Regions from separate parts of the Homo sapiens genome. Here region 1 is linked to region 2. The links are chromatin contacts, found by Hi-C in ENCODE. All regions are on one chromosome and are shown on one strand. Each heading gives the region's core, a stretch centred on a gene start or an enhancer-like site at or near the end of the contact. The rest is flanking DNA. Distances are from core to core; before and after follow the strand shown.

Region 1 (6,684 bases), core at 334-2,833, 140 kb before region 2:
TAGAGACAGGGTCTCACTATGTTGCCCAGGCTGGTCTCCTGCCTTGGCCTCCCAAAGTGCTGGGGTTATAGGTGTGAGCCAGCATGCCTGGCCCTCTTTTCTTCATTGATGATCACCAGAAGCCTGTGAGATGGGAAGTGGTCTTCCTGTTTCATAGCTAATGGGACCAAGGACCGGAGGGATTCCAAGACTGCCAACGAAAGTGCATGACCCCGCTGGGGCTCAGGCCAGGTTTTCTGAAGCTGACTCCTACAGACTGGGGACTCACTCCATACTCAGGCCTTTCCTAGGGGCCGTGATTGGGCTACCTGCACATTCTCTGGGATGAACCTCCCAGGCCTCGGGCTGAGCTTATGGCTAAGGCTGGGCCATCAGATATGTCATTCCCCTGATGCCAAGAGTGGTCCAAGCCATAGGCAGAGGCTCCAAATGTGTCCCCAGAAGTCTGCATCCTGGAATCAGGAGAAAGGCATTCAGAATTCTGTCCTGGGGCTAAGTGGGAGAAGCAAATCCAGAAATACCAGCAGCCACATTCTTGACCATGAAAGAGAATTTGGCCTGCGGTAGGAGGTGGCGACACCAGCATGCAGAGAAGCCAGCAGATGTGGGGTGAAGTGTGGGTGTGAGGAGGGGAACAAGAGACAACAACTGCCAAGCTGATGATGCCCCTGATCCCTGGGGCCAGCTCCATCCCTGCCTATGCCAGTAAGTCCCCCGGCCACCCAGGCTAGCTTGAGTAGGGTTTCTGTCACTGCAACCAAGTAACAGAACCGAAGTCTCAGTTTCCTCATTTATAAACTAACTTAGGGAGATGAGATCAGCTGGTTTTTGTTTTGTTTTGTTTTGTTTTTGAGAAAGAGTCTCGCTCTGTTGCCCAGGCTGGAGTGCAGTGGCACGATCTCGGCTCACTGCAAGCTCCGCCTCCTGGGTTCAAGCAATTCTCTGCCTCAGTCTCCCTCATAGCTGAGATTACAGGCACCCACCACCACGCCTGGCTAATTTTTTTTTTATTTTTATTTTTAGTAGAGACGGGGTTTCACCATCTTGGCCAGGCTGAGATCAGCTGTTTTCAAACTGCCTCCAGAGCACTGGGAAGACCCACAGGCTGGGGGATAGGATGGAGGGGGATACCTGGGGTTCCCAACCCCACGTTGGGCTTCTGAGCAAAGTGTTCTTGGATTCTGAGTCTAAACAAAGTGTAAAAACCACAGGCTCAGGTGACTCATTCAGCTGAACTCTCGGCTTTCACACATTGGCCCCAGGAAAAACCTGGGATTTAGCCCCGTGGGCACCTCTGTCCATGGTTCCATTGACGTGGAACCGTGTCAGTGGTTCATGGGGGCTGGTCATGGGGGCTGCCCAGGTCCTTCCTCTTTCTCTCACTCTGTGCATGAGTTACTCAGAGCAGCTTTTCTGTTGTAGAACAAGGAGCGTGTGGACCTGCTGCTGACTCATTCTGTTTCTCTGCTCTGTCAAAGTGAACTCCTTCACCTGCAGAGTGGACAAAGATTCAGGTTTCTGGCCTCTGTCACTGTCTGCAGGTGCAGTGGCCCAGGCTCAGGACTGGCAGTTGAAAGACATGGGTCTGACTCAGACCTGGTGCAGCACTGAGACCATTAACCTACAAGAACAAAATGCCCAAGCCCAGGAGGCTTTATGAATTCAGATTTTTTTTTTTTGAGACAGGGTTGCACTCTGTTGCCCCATCCGTAATGCAGTGGTGTGATCATAGCTCACCGCAACCTCAAACTCCTGGGCTCAAGTGATCCTCACACATCAGCCTCCCAAAGCGCTGGAATTATAGGTATGAGCCACCACATCCAGCCTTCAGATTTTTCCCATCCCCAGAAGGAGATATCCAGCAACGGGTGAGATATGGACTTGTCCATGTTTTAACAATATCATCACTAAAGCCACAGGGCCCTCTGTCTTTCTGCCATGCCATCCTTAGTGTGATGGGTAGGGTCAACTGCCCATTTGCTCTCAGCTCCATTCTCTGCTCTGCCTTGTTTCAGAGAACTGCAGTTCCCAGGATTCTAGGGAGTTCAGCCAATGGGAGGCACTGATGGAGGATTGAAGGGCAGATGGAGTGAGTCGGGCATGTCTCTGCCTCCCTCTGTGCTTCCTGCAGCATCTCTGGCAGTGATTGAACCTCTGCTGTACGTAGCTCAAGCTCCCATCAGACACCACCCTGATGCTCCCAGCTCCTTCCAAGAGGCTCTCGGCTGTAACTTCAGATCCCAGCTCCAGCTTCTGGGTGCTTACTCCTTCCTCCTCTGTCCCTCCAGCCCTAGGAGTGTTAACAGTATCTGTAATTGCTGACCTCTTGGGGCAGGGGAGGTGCTTTGGCATTCCCCTTTGGCTTATCAGTCTTCCATCATCTATGTAAGCAATCACTGCATTAATTTCCTCTGTTTTAAACACCTAGAGTGGTTCCTGTCTCCTGGCTACACACCAGCTAATTAGCAGTCAACTTCAAATTTTGCTCTCATGGCTGTAAGATAGCTGCTGCAGCTCCAGTCATCACATACTCGCCACAAACACATTGAAAGTCAAAAAGAAAGACAGTTTCTCCTTGCTGGCTTCTTTTTGCCAGGGAAGTAGACCCTTTCCAGAATTGGGCAGGATTGAGTCAGTGCCCATGCTGCAGCTGGAAGAGAGGACAGAAAGGTGAGCAGCCAGCATTTTTAGCCCGTATAATGTGAGATGAGCTCTTCAAGCAAGACAAAGGGAGTTGGGCAATGGCTGCTGAGTAGCATCCAATCATGTCTGCCACATGCACTTTGAGCATGACCTTGCTCAAGTCACCTCCTGTCTCAGGGCCTCAGCCTCCTCATCTGCAAAATGGGGGACTTTGGTGAGATCAGTGCTTCAAACTGTGCTCTTTAGAGCCCTAAGGTTCGTAGGAGGTCCCTGTGGGGCCACTGCAGGGCCACTGTAGGGGTCAGGGAGTGCGGTCTGAGCAGGTAGGATCCTATCCCAACTTAAACAAGAACAGTTTCATTTGATCTTTTTGGAAACAAAAGAATTCTGCTGGATTCACTGATTATTAATGCCCCTAGCAGCCCTCTCAAGGACCCAGATTTAACGTTATAGATCAATTTATAAAAATGAGGAAATAACCAGGATGATGTTCTTGCTAAGAATGATCCATTAGCTTTGGGGGTTACTCATAATAAACTTTGGAGATTGATTAAGCTTCTTGGCTCTTTGCCAGCTACTAACCAATCTGCATGATGCTGCAGACTCTAGACATGAAGCGAAGACATTCTCCCTGAAATATTCTTGACTCTCTCTCTGTTCTCTTCAATTATGAGAAGGCAAATACTTTACATATATACAATTATTTTAAACTCTTTATCTTGCACAGAGGAATTGATCCTTGCAGGTCTTTCTTGCTGGCCTTGACACTGATGAATCGCATTAGAGATGGTCTCAGAAAGGGAAGACATGGCCCCTAATGGATGGCTCTTCTCATCTTAATTTTTCCCCTGGAGGGTCTTCTCCATCTGGAATCTTCCTTACTTCCCTTTGTGGATTTAACTCTGTAAATGCCATGCCAGCATCAACACCCACTTTATTTCTGTTGTTTGAAGGCCTCTTTTACATCAAAGGTTCAAAGGCACAGACTGAGAACAGCAAAACCCTAAGAAGCCTCCAGGCACTCATCAAGGCTCAGCCCTGCGCTGAGAAGAGCTGACACCATCTCACAGGTACCTTCAAGGATTATCTCTTAAACACCTACCCTGTGACCCACATGGTCAGAAAGCAATCCTAGGCCCTCAAATTGTTTCGCCGTTTCACATTCTCTTACTTGGATCTGTGGGTCCTTGAAGCTGTTCGGTTAGCACCTTGAATTCTGTCTGGCACAAATCAGACAATGCAAGTGATGTCATCCCCATGTTACAGATGAAGAACTGGAGGCCCAAATAGCTGAATGGCTAACTGTCTCGCCCAAGGTCACACAGGTAATAACAAGGTCAGCAGTTGCACTCAGCTCTGATAATTCCGAGTTGAATGCCCTAGCATGGGGTTTGACTCGTAGGAGATGCTCGATAGATTCCACTCTCTTTCCTCCTCCTCTCTTCCTCTGGACTATCTCTGTGGATTCAGCGCAGATGAAACAGGTGGGTCCAGGTGTGCCCGGCCTTCTGGCGACCTCACAGGATCTGCTGGGGCCTATGTTACAAGGCAGTTTTTCTGCATCAATTACCATATAAAATAGGAATATGGTCTCATTATGAACTATTCAAATAATACAGGTTAAAATAATACAAATAATACAACTCAAGTCCCCTCAGAACCTCACTTCCAATTCCAGACTCCTTTCCAAAGTAACTCCTGGCATTTGTACAGTGTGGATCTTTCCAGATTTGTTTCTATGAACTTATCAGTAGAAGCATATAAAACTATCGGCTGGGCACAGTGGCTCACGCCTGTAATCCCAGCCCTTTAGGAGGTCAAGGCAGGAGGATCACTTGAGTCCAGGAGTTCAAGACCAGCCTGGGCAATGTAGGGAGACCCCATCTCTATAAAATATTTTAAAAATTAGCTCAATGTGGTGATGCACACCTGTAGTCCCAGCTACTCAGGAAACTGAGGCAAGAGAATCGCCTGAACCCGGGAGGTCAAGGCTGCAGTGAGCTGTGATTGTGCCACTGCACTCCAGCCTGGGCGACAGAGTGAGACACCATCTCAAAAAATAAACAAATAAATATAAATATAAATAACAAGCATATAAAAATATCATTTAAAGAAATATGTAGTTGAGTTTTTTTATCTGCTGGGCTTTTATTAATTTAAACAGTATCATACTCTATGTATCTTTTGCAACTTGCTTTGCAGAATGTTCCAAATCACTGTGTACATATTGGCCTCATTTGTCTTTTTTCTACAGTTTAGTGGCCCAATCCTCAGTATGGATGTGTTGTTAATTTGTTTAACCAGTCCCTTATTGATGAACATACGGGTTTCTCCAGAGTCTCACATTAAAAACAATGCTGCAATGGACATCCTTGTCTTGGCTTCTTAAGCATGCATGAGTATTTCTCTGGAGAAAAAAAAAAAATGAGTATTTCTGTAGAAAAAAAAAAAAAGAAACTGTGCCAGGAGTTCCAGACCAGCCTGGACAACAAAGCAAGACCCCATCTCTACAAAAGGAAAAAATTGTTTTAATTAGCTGGGCACGGTGGCACACACCTGTGGTTCCAGCTACCACTTAGGAGGCAAGCAGGAGGATCGCTTCAGCTCGCAAGTTTGAGGCTGCAGTGAACTGTGATTGTGCCACTGTACCCCACCCTGGGCAACAGGGTGAGACACTCATCTCTGAGAAAATAAAAAATAAAAATATCATAATCTAAGTTAAAAGAAGGAGACTGGGAGAAAACAATTGTAACATACATGACAGACAAGGTATTAATAAGCAGATTATACAAAGAAATGTTTCAATTTAATAATAAAAATTCAACGCAATAGAAAAATGGGCAAAGAATATATGAGGCAATTCATCGAAGAAATACACATGGCCAATAAGCATATAAAAAGTTGCCTCGGCCGGGCATAGTGGCTCATACCTATAATCCCAGCATTTTGGGAGGCTGAGGCAGGCGGATTGCCTGAGGTCAGGAGTTCGACACCAGTCTGGCCAATATGGTGAAACCCCGTCTCTACTAAAAATAGAAAAAAAATTAGCTCGGTGGGGTGGCGTGTGCCTGTAATCCCAGCTACTCAGGAGGCTGAGGGGAATTGCTTCAACCAGGGAGGTGGAGGTTGCAATGAGCCAAGTTCGCACCACTGCACTCCAGCCTGGGCGACAGAGCAAGACTCCATCTCAAAAAAAAAAAAAAAAAAAAAAGGTTGCTTCACCTCACTGGGAATCAAGAAAAAGCAAATTAAAACAGCAGTAAGATACCTTTTTTACTCACTGGATTAGCCCAAATCTCAGACATTGGCAAGAGTCTGGGGAAATGGATACAGTGCTGGATGGCAAATTGCTCCTGTCTTTTGGAGGCAGTTTCCACTTGTGGAACAACAATGTTTCTCACTATCTACTTGTTCATGCCAGGCACACATCATATACCTGATGTCCCAGTGGGGGTCTGGAGCCGAGTTGGGAGGAGCTGCATGCTTGGTGGGACAGGCCTCGGGTGACCACGACTCAAGGACTGCCCCACCATCTTGACCAAGTGGTTTTTTCTAAATAGCGCTCCAGCCCCCAGGCCTATGGGCAACTGCTCACAGTTCCTAGTGAGTCAAAGACACCTCTAGGGTGAGAGCAATGTTTTATGGGGTGGAGTGGGTGGTTCTGAAGAGACCACATGCACGATGACCATTCTTGCACGTTCTTGGTATAATTGAGATGCTGTCGACCTGCACACTACGGTACACAAATGACGCCACTATGGCCAGAGCAGTGGGTAGCAATGCTCTATTTCTCCACTCAAAGGAGGGCTCACTCCACACCTCCTCTAAATGTGTAGTTTCCTCGCAGTCTCTGGGCCGTTCCCACAGGCGACATGCATCCGCGGCAGGCCTGACATCACATCCTACTGCCGTGGACAGATGGCTTTGACTTAGAGCTGCACCTGGTTCCCAGAGACTCAGCCTCTACAAAGGATCGAAGCTTCATCTGGGCTTTGCCTTGCAGCCCTCCGTTGGCCAAATCACTGGAGGATGACAGTCAAG
Region 2 (7,425 bases), core at 4,640-7,139:
GAACTCCAGAAGCGGAGGCTGCAGTGAGCTGAGATCACACCACTGCACTCCAGCCTGGGCAACAGAACGAGACTCCCTCTCAAAAAATAGAAAAAATTTTAGATTTACATAAAAATTGTGATGATAATACAGATTTCATATACCTCACACCCAGTTTTCCGTATTAAAATTGGTAATCATTATTATTATTATTATCATTATCATTTTTTAGAAATTGAGTCTCACTGTCACCCAGGCTGGAATGTAGTGGCCCCATCATAGCTCGCTGAAGTCTGTAGTTTCTGGACTCAAGCTATCCTGCCGGCTCAGCCTCCCAAAGCTCTGGGATTACAGGCATGAGCCACCCCACCTGGCCTTTCCCTATAATTAACATCTTACATTAGTACGATACATTTGTTTTTTGTTTGTTTGTTTGAGACAGAGTCTCTCTCTGTCACTCAGGCTGGAGTGCAGTGGCACGATCTCGGCTCACTGCAACATCTGCCTCCCCAGTTCAAGGGATTCTCCTGCCTCAGCCTCCCAAGTATCTGGGCCTGCAGGCACGTGCCACCACACCTGGCTAATTTTTTGTATTTTTAGTAGAGACCGGGTTTCACCTTGTTAGCCAGGGTGGTGTAGATCTCCTGACTTTGTGATCCGCCTGCCTCGGCCTCCCAAAGTGCTGGGACTACAGGCCTGAGCCACCCGTGCCCAGCCGGTATGATGCATTTGTTACAATTAATGACCCATATATATATATAAAACTGCTGAGCTCAAGTGATTGGCCCAGCTAGGCCTCCCAAAGTAATTGATCCATTGTTATCCAAAGTCTGTAGTTACTTAGGGTAACTTTTTATCTTTCTATATTCACTTCTTTTGGGGTTTGTGTGGGGGGGGGAGGGGGGCAGGGTATGGAAAAGGAAGTAATTTTACATCTTTACTTTCTGTCAACTTCCTGATGGTGGTGGAGTTGGGGAGTAGGGAAACAACAAAATACTCTGTGAGAACCTCCATTAAAGGGGAGACTCTCAGCAGAAATCTCCATGTCCTGATTAGATGGCACAACAAACAGAAATGACCGTGTCCTGGCTTGGGGATTTAATATTGGAAAACAAGCTTGTCTTAATGGAAACTTTCAGCCAGTAATTTTGTTTTCTTGTTTGTTTGAGATGAAGTCTCACTCTGTCGCCCAGGCTGGTGTGCAATGGCACGATCTCAGGCTCACTACAACCTCTGCCTCCTGGGTTCGTGGCAGTTCTCCTGCCTCAGCCTCCTGAGTAGCTGGGATTACAGGTGTGCACCACAACGCCCAGCTAATTTTTGTATTTTCAGTAGAGATGGGGTTTCACCATGTTGGCCAGGCTGGTCTTGAACTCCCAACCTCAGTTGATCCACGCACCTCGGCCTCCCAAAGTGCTGGGATAACGGGTGTGAGCCACCGCACTTGGCCATAGGCAGTATTTTTGTGTGTTTGAAACTCATCATTGTGGGCGTTTACAAGTTGGACTAATTCCAATACTGATTTTGGAATTTAAAGCTTTATAAAATCATAACGCAATTTGTAGTGTTGTCAATAGAAGGTCCTGATTTGTAGGAGCTGGCTGGCAGGCAGCTATTAGGGGAGGTGGTCACTCAGCCAAGACAGGCAGGGAACAGGAAACCCTTGGTCCTGAGAAAGGCCCCTGGAAGAGGCCAGCCCCGAGACTGTTTGGCTAGTGGTGGGGGTGGGCACCAGCTCTACCCCAGCCCTGTGAGTGCATCGTTCCCTTCTGTTCCTGTAGCTGATCTCCCTGCCCCAGCCTGCGATGGGAGGATCAGCAGTAAAATAAGTTGTCTAAGGTCGCGTGTCAGGATCCAAAGGAGAACCCGGTGCTCCAGCTGGCTGAGGGGAGAGTGGGGCCTCGGAGACAGCAGGGGCAGATTCCCCCAGCAGGGCAAAGCAACCCTGACCTCCAAGTTGCAAGGGAATAGGTGACTCAGGGAGTACCTCCTGCAGCCCTGCTGGTCTCAAGACTCCCACCTTCCAGGGCCTGGTCCTGTGCTCAGAAACCCCTCTGCATAGGGTGCTGATGAGTCCTCTGCAGCTCCCTCACCCAAGGGACCACACTGGGAAACCCAGTAGTTGTCTCGGCCATGGCACTAAGACCTTTGCACCCTGGCCATCTTGTTCCGGGACAGCCAGCATCTGTGGTGTGGTATAGAGACAAAGCTGCCACCTCCAGGACACTTGCTCCTTCCTGGCCTTCCTGCTGCCCTGAAACCTGTGGCCTGTGTGTTAGTGGAAACATTCTCAGTTTCATTGCTCAGTAAACCTTAGGTTATCCAAACTGCAAATAAAATGTTCTCTACTTTCTAGATTTTTATAACTTGCTATTTTGAGAGAAAGGGGATGGGGTTATGTGTGCAAATTAACATTTTCTTTTGGTTTATATAACTCCCTGTCTACGTAGTTTGAATTCTTTAATGTAGATGAAGTTTCACACTCCTGAATTTGGGAATGGTCATTGTATGGTGTTCACCCTGTGCCTAGCAGAGGCTCAGTGAACATCTGTGGTCAGAATGGACGTGTCCTTCGCAGATCAGGATGGTCGTGGGGCAGAACTCTGGTGCAGCTGTGAAGCTTCCCAAAATCCTCTGGAGTCTGTGGGCCTGGGCCGCATGGTGAAATTGGCTGTCATCTTCCTCGCTTTGCTTTCTGGCTGCTTGTTGGGGCTGAGTTGAGGCCCATCTGACTGTCTGGAGGTAGTGGGTATTCATCCGTTGTTGCTTGGCACCAGAGGGCAGGTAGATCCTGTGGCAAGTGGACAGGTGAGAGGCCCACCAAGGAGAGGTGAAATTGGGGGTGCCTCCTAGGGTATACATCGGACCCGCCCTGGGTCTGCAGCCCGGTGGCTTCTTGGGCAGACACTGCACTTGGCGGCTTCAGAGGTGAGGGCACAGAATGACGCGGGTCAGGGAGTCCCACCATGGGCCCTGCCCATGGGACTTGATGCTTGGGTCAGTGTACAGGTCAGGGCCTTCCTTGAACTAAAGGCTACGTGCACAGACTGACAGCTGACACTTGCTATAACTTACTGCTTTGAGAGAAAGAGAATGAGGGTTATGCGTGCCATTAATATTTTCCTTTGATTTCTCTCATATTTTGGTTTACATTATATCCTTTGCCTGGGTTTTGAGATGGTAAGATAAGAAGTTTGATAAATGGCATATATAAAAGCAGTTTTTTCCCTTCTAAATGGATATTTTTAAGAACAGTTTGATTTACAGAAACGTCTAGAAGGTTACATGGAGAGTTCCGTATCTCCTCACCTAGTTTCCTTATTATCATTTGACATTACATTAGTATGAGACATTTATTAAAATTAATGAACCAATTATCAATACATTAATATTAACTGAAGTCTACATTGTATTCTGATGATCTGATATCCTTTTTCCATCCCAGAATCCTGTCCAGTTTTTCACCTTGTATGTCACTGTCTTTCTCCTTAGGCCCCACATGGCGGTGGCAGTTTCACAGTCTTTCCTTATTTTTGATGACCTTGACAGTTTTGATTATGATAGTATATTTTGTGGATTGTCCCTCTACTGCAGTTTGTGTGATGTTTTTCTCATTCCTGGGCTGGGTTATGGGTTTCACAGAAGACTTTTTTTGTGTAATCTCTAAATAAAAAAATTCTTGAAAGAAAAAAGTGTAAGCCTTTGCCGGCCAATAATGAATCGCCCCACATAGCAGGTGGACGTGGGGGGTGTCTGGTTGTCCATCAGTAGGAGTCGCCCTTCCCTTATACCTGGGCCTGGTGGTCAGGCGGGGACTTCAGGAATTCAGCAGCCTTGCCTGCGTTCAGCTGACCAAAGACTTTTCCATGGAGCTGGGAAGACTGCCCAGGGGAGATAGGAAGAGGCACGTCGCACACACTGGGCTTCCCTGGAGACTTCTGGATTCTCGAGTTCACCCTGAGGCATTTACTGATCGACACATGGGCTAGTTCCTTTTTTGTTACATTTTAAAATTCTGGTGAGGTCGTTCCATTTATGGATAAGAAACCCCCAGGTGTGAAGGGCTCAGGTGATGTACCCAGAGTCACACAGCTCACGAGTCAGTGGCAGGACTGGAGATTACACTGAAGGTTGGTGCACTGTGCTCCCTGGCTTCTGTGCAGGTGTCACCCTCCTCCACCAGGCAGACTTTGAGTCGTGCAAACAGAAAAGATGCTGCCCACACTTCAGGGCCATGCTTCCAGTCCCCGTGAGCTACCCCCAGCAGGCTCCTGTACGAAACATGACAGCACTTTCTAGGGTGCTTGGCCGTGCCTGCTTCCCCCGTTACATCTGCGCACCCTGCTTGCCTTCCGTTCCTGCCCTGCACTCACCTAGCATGGTGCATGCACCTGACTGCTTAGAAGGCACGGGACGTTCTGACTTGATGTTTTCCCGATTTCTCGCTGGTCCTGATGTTGGTAGCTCCATGTGACACAAAGCATTGAGTCTCTGGCTCTGCTGGGGTTAGGATTTGGGATGTGGCTTGGTAGAGGGGTGGCTGCCTGTGCCTAGCCATCGCCATGTTAACAGAAGCTGTGATGTAGGGGCTCATAGCTCACATCCCTCAGCCAAGAGCCACTGGTCACTCAGACGTTGTCCTGGGTGTTAGGACATCAGCCTGAGCATTAGAGGGAGTTCACCATCAAGAAGATGACGGCTTTTTTTTTTTGGCTAGAGTGCCATGGCACAATCAGGGCTCACTGTAACCTCTGCCTTCTGGGCTCAAGCGATCCTCCCACCTCAGCCACCTGGGTAGCTGGGATTACAGGCGCATGCCACCAAGCCAGGCTAATTTTTGTATTTTTCTTAGGACAGGGTTTCGCCATGTTGCCCAGGCTGGTCTCAAGCTATCCTAGGCTCAAGCTATCCGCCCACCTCAGCCTCCCAAAGTGTTGGGATTATAGGTGAGAGTCACCACACCCAGCCGATGATGGCATTTTTCTGATAGACTGGAAAGCCAGCTGAATGAAATAGCTAGAAGAGGACAGTGACCCTCAGCTTCTTCATATGGAGCACGAATGGATGTAAATTTAGTGGGATTTCTTTTCCACTGGGGCTGGCCACAAGAGCTGGCAGTGTGCTCCTACAGTGAGTCCCTCCTCTAACTTTACCTCCCACTTTCTCCCTCCGGCCCCCTTAGCTCTCAGCTCAGAGACCCACAAAAACAAATCCTGGGGAGCTGACTGCGCAGGATGTGGACTTGGTATTTCCCTGATACTGGCATTTGTTAGCCGGATCCTGCCTCTTCCCTTCGCCACCTCGCCTTCCCCAAAGCCCCTGCGGGCTTTGCTCTTCCTTCCCTTTATTTTGCTGAAGTTGACAGTCAGGTATGAGCTGCATTAAAATGTTGACTCATCCTTGGGTTGTTTTCAATTTTTTAAAAAGTGCACATTGAGAAAAGCACAGATTCATGTGTGCAGCACAGGAAATCATCACAAAGAGAACAAGGCTCTTGTTGGGGGCATTTGAGTTCAAGCAGAGTGCCCCAGTTGCAAGACTTCCATTTGGATCTGATGATGGCTGGACCTCCCTGGAAAGACTGGAACCTGAAGAGCCCAGTCAAAGAACAGTCTGTCAAGCAGCCCCTCCGCAACCACAGTTTTTGTGCAGAGTGGTTTGGGGAGCCCATGGAATGGGGACAGTACGATGTATTTTCTAGTGGCAAACATTTCATCATCAAGTGAGAGTTTCTTTGCTGGGCATTTCCTGTTCTGTGTGAAACAGTTGTGGTTACCTGTGGGTGTGTTTCAGATAATCATTAGAGCATATTCTCTGCTCGTTAAGCAGTAAAACCAGTGAGGTGGGGAAGCTTGTGAAACTGAAATCCCAAATATGCAAAACTTGGCAAGAAAGTAGAGAAGAGCCAGACCAGCTCTGAGCTAAGTCACCAAACCAGAAAGGTTTCATTCTTTGTCTTTTCTTCCTCTGTCTTTAACCACAAGCCTTGGGCTGAATCCCCACATCTCACTACACAGTCAGGGAAGCAGGGTCAAGGCTGACTGGGGACACTGGCGTGGCGGGAATGGGTGAAGTCTCCTGGGTGGATAGTCACCTCTCTGCCTTTTTTGAAACTAAACTTCTCTGATTTTTATTTCAAGTTGTCCTGAAGAACATGATTCTAAAACAGATTCAGAGCACGCACTCTGACTATAAATAGAACATAAGGCAAACTTGGACAATGGATTGTGGCACTTTTTTTTCATGTACCTGAAATTCTTAGAGTTGGGGCTCTCTTCCCTTGAGAAGTAGAACTGCTATTCTTCGGAGACCGATGGGTGACCTCAGCATTGTCCTCACCAAGAACGCTGTTTCCCCAGGGATTGCACCCCTCCCACCACAGTTATTTTTCTCTGAAGGCCTGAGTTTGGAAGAAGTACTTGCCTGTTCCCGTAATTATGGAAACCGGAAGGTAACTTACCTGTTTGTGCCTGGCCTAATTCAGATTAGAAAAAGATCAATCCATTGTTGTCTAATGGACAGGGGACAAATGATGAAGAAAACAGAAATAGCCCATAAAATGATAGGGATGTCCCGGCTCCCAGGCAAACTCTGGTGAAAACCGAGGAGACTATGGTGTTCCCTGAGGTATTCACCATCTAACTGTCTTCCACACCATATATATAAGCTGTTTATAAATTCTTTGTCCTGGCCAAAAATACAAAACCTACTGGCAGTGATTTATTTTTTTAATGCATTTTAAATAACTGGATTCCTATGTGGAATTGGAGTTGGATAATTAAATTACGATGGCCTCTAAAGTTGGGGTGCGGGGGGTTGAGGGCTTCAGCAGAGAGCACCCCTGGAAGGTGGCACTGCAGCCTGGGGGTGGGGGAAAACCGTGCCTGATGGAGTTGCTGCAGGGGTCCCTACACGGGGTGTCCACCCTTCTTGCCCAGACACCCTGTGGCTTTGAGAATCGCTGTGACATAGCCACGGGAGAGCTGTGTCTGCTTAATGCTTTTGTTTACTTTGGAAGTTTGTCCTACATGAATGAATTCGCAAAACTTACATTCCCCGTAAAGCTGTCACTGAGAGAAAACACAGCAATAACTCAGGTGATGTAGTTAAACCACCATTGAGTTTGCGCCATCCATGAGCTGATAAATCGTACAGCTTCATTTGGTAGGAATCAGCAATTTTATGTGGCAATTAATTTTTACTACTGTAGGGGAGCCAGAGGATGAGCATTTTACTTCGGTTTTGTGTGTGTTGAGAGAAACTTAACGGTTTTGCCACAGCAAGAAAGGATCGTGCATGAGGCCTTTCGCACGAGTCGACGTGTTTGGGTGTTATCCTGGGGTGTCCTTGCCAGCTTTTGTTGGTTCCTCACGTGGGCAGAAGAGTGAATGCTCAGTCCCCATCGGGGTGCCACAGGCCTCATGACGTGTGGGGTAAAACACGTAT

Evidence for each region. A loop is a pair of places that touch in the nucleus more often than their neighbours do. Pooled maps may share reads with other maps.
Region 1: a loop to region 2 is called in a map of GM12878, with 3 times the contacts of the local background. The contact joins two enhancer-like sites. A Hi-C loop is called at or near these places in 1 of 168 maps with a recorded cell type or tissue (GM12878), 26 of 37 single-sample maps with no recorded cell type and 5 of 50 pooled maps.

Annotation. Positions count from the first base shown.
Region 1 is chr10:125,195,995-125,202,678 of GRCh38, reverse strand. No RefSeq gene overlaps it. Among named protein-coding and RNA genes, the nearest start is that of CTBP2, 39 kb to the right of the region's middle. RefSeq lists an enhancer at 854-973. Within about 2 kb of position 1,583, at least 2 of the 41 ENCODE cell types and tissues checked have a DNase peak (open chromatin) inside an H3K27ac peak, as active enhancers do.
Region 2 is chr10:125,063,340-125,070,764 of GRCh38, reverse strand. The region is part of intron 2 of CTBP2 (C-terminal binding protein 2); the gene reads left to right. Among named protein-coding and RNA genes, the nearest start is that of MIR4296, 34 kb to the right of the region's middle. RefSeq lists an enhancer at 7,185-7,425. Within about 2 kb of position 5,889, at least 15 of the 41 ENCODE cell types and tissues checked have a DNase peak (open chromatin) inside an H3K27ac peak, as active enhancers do.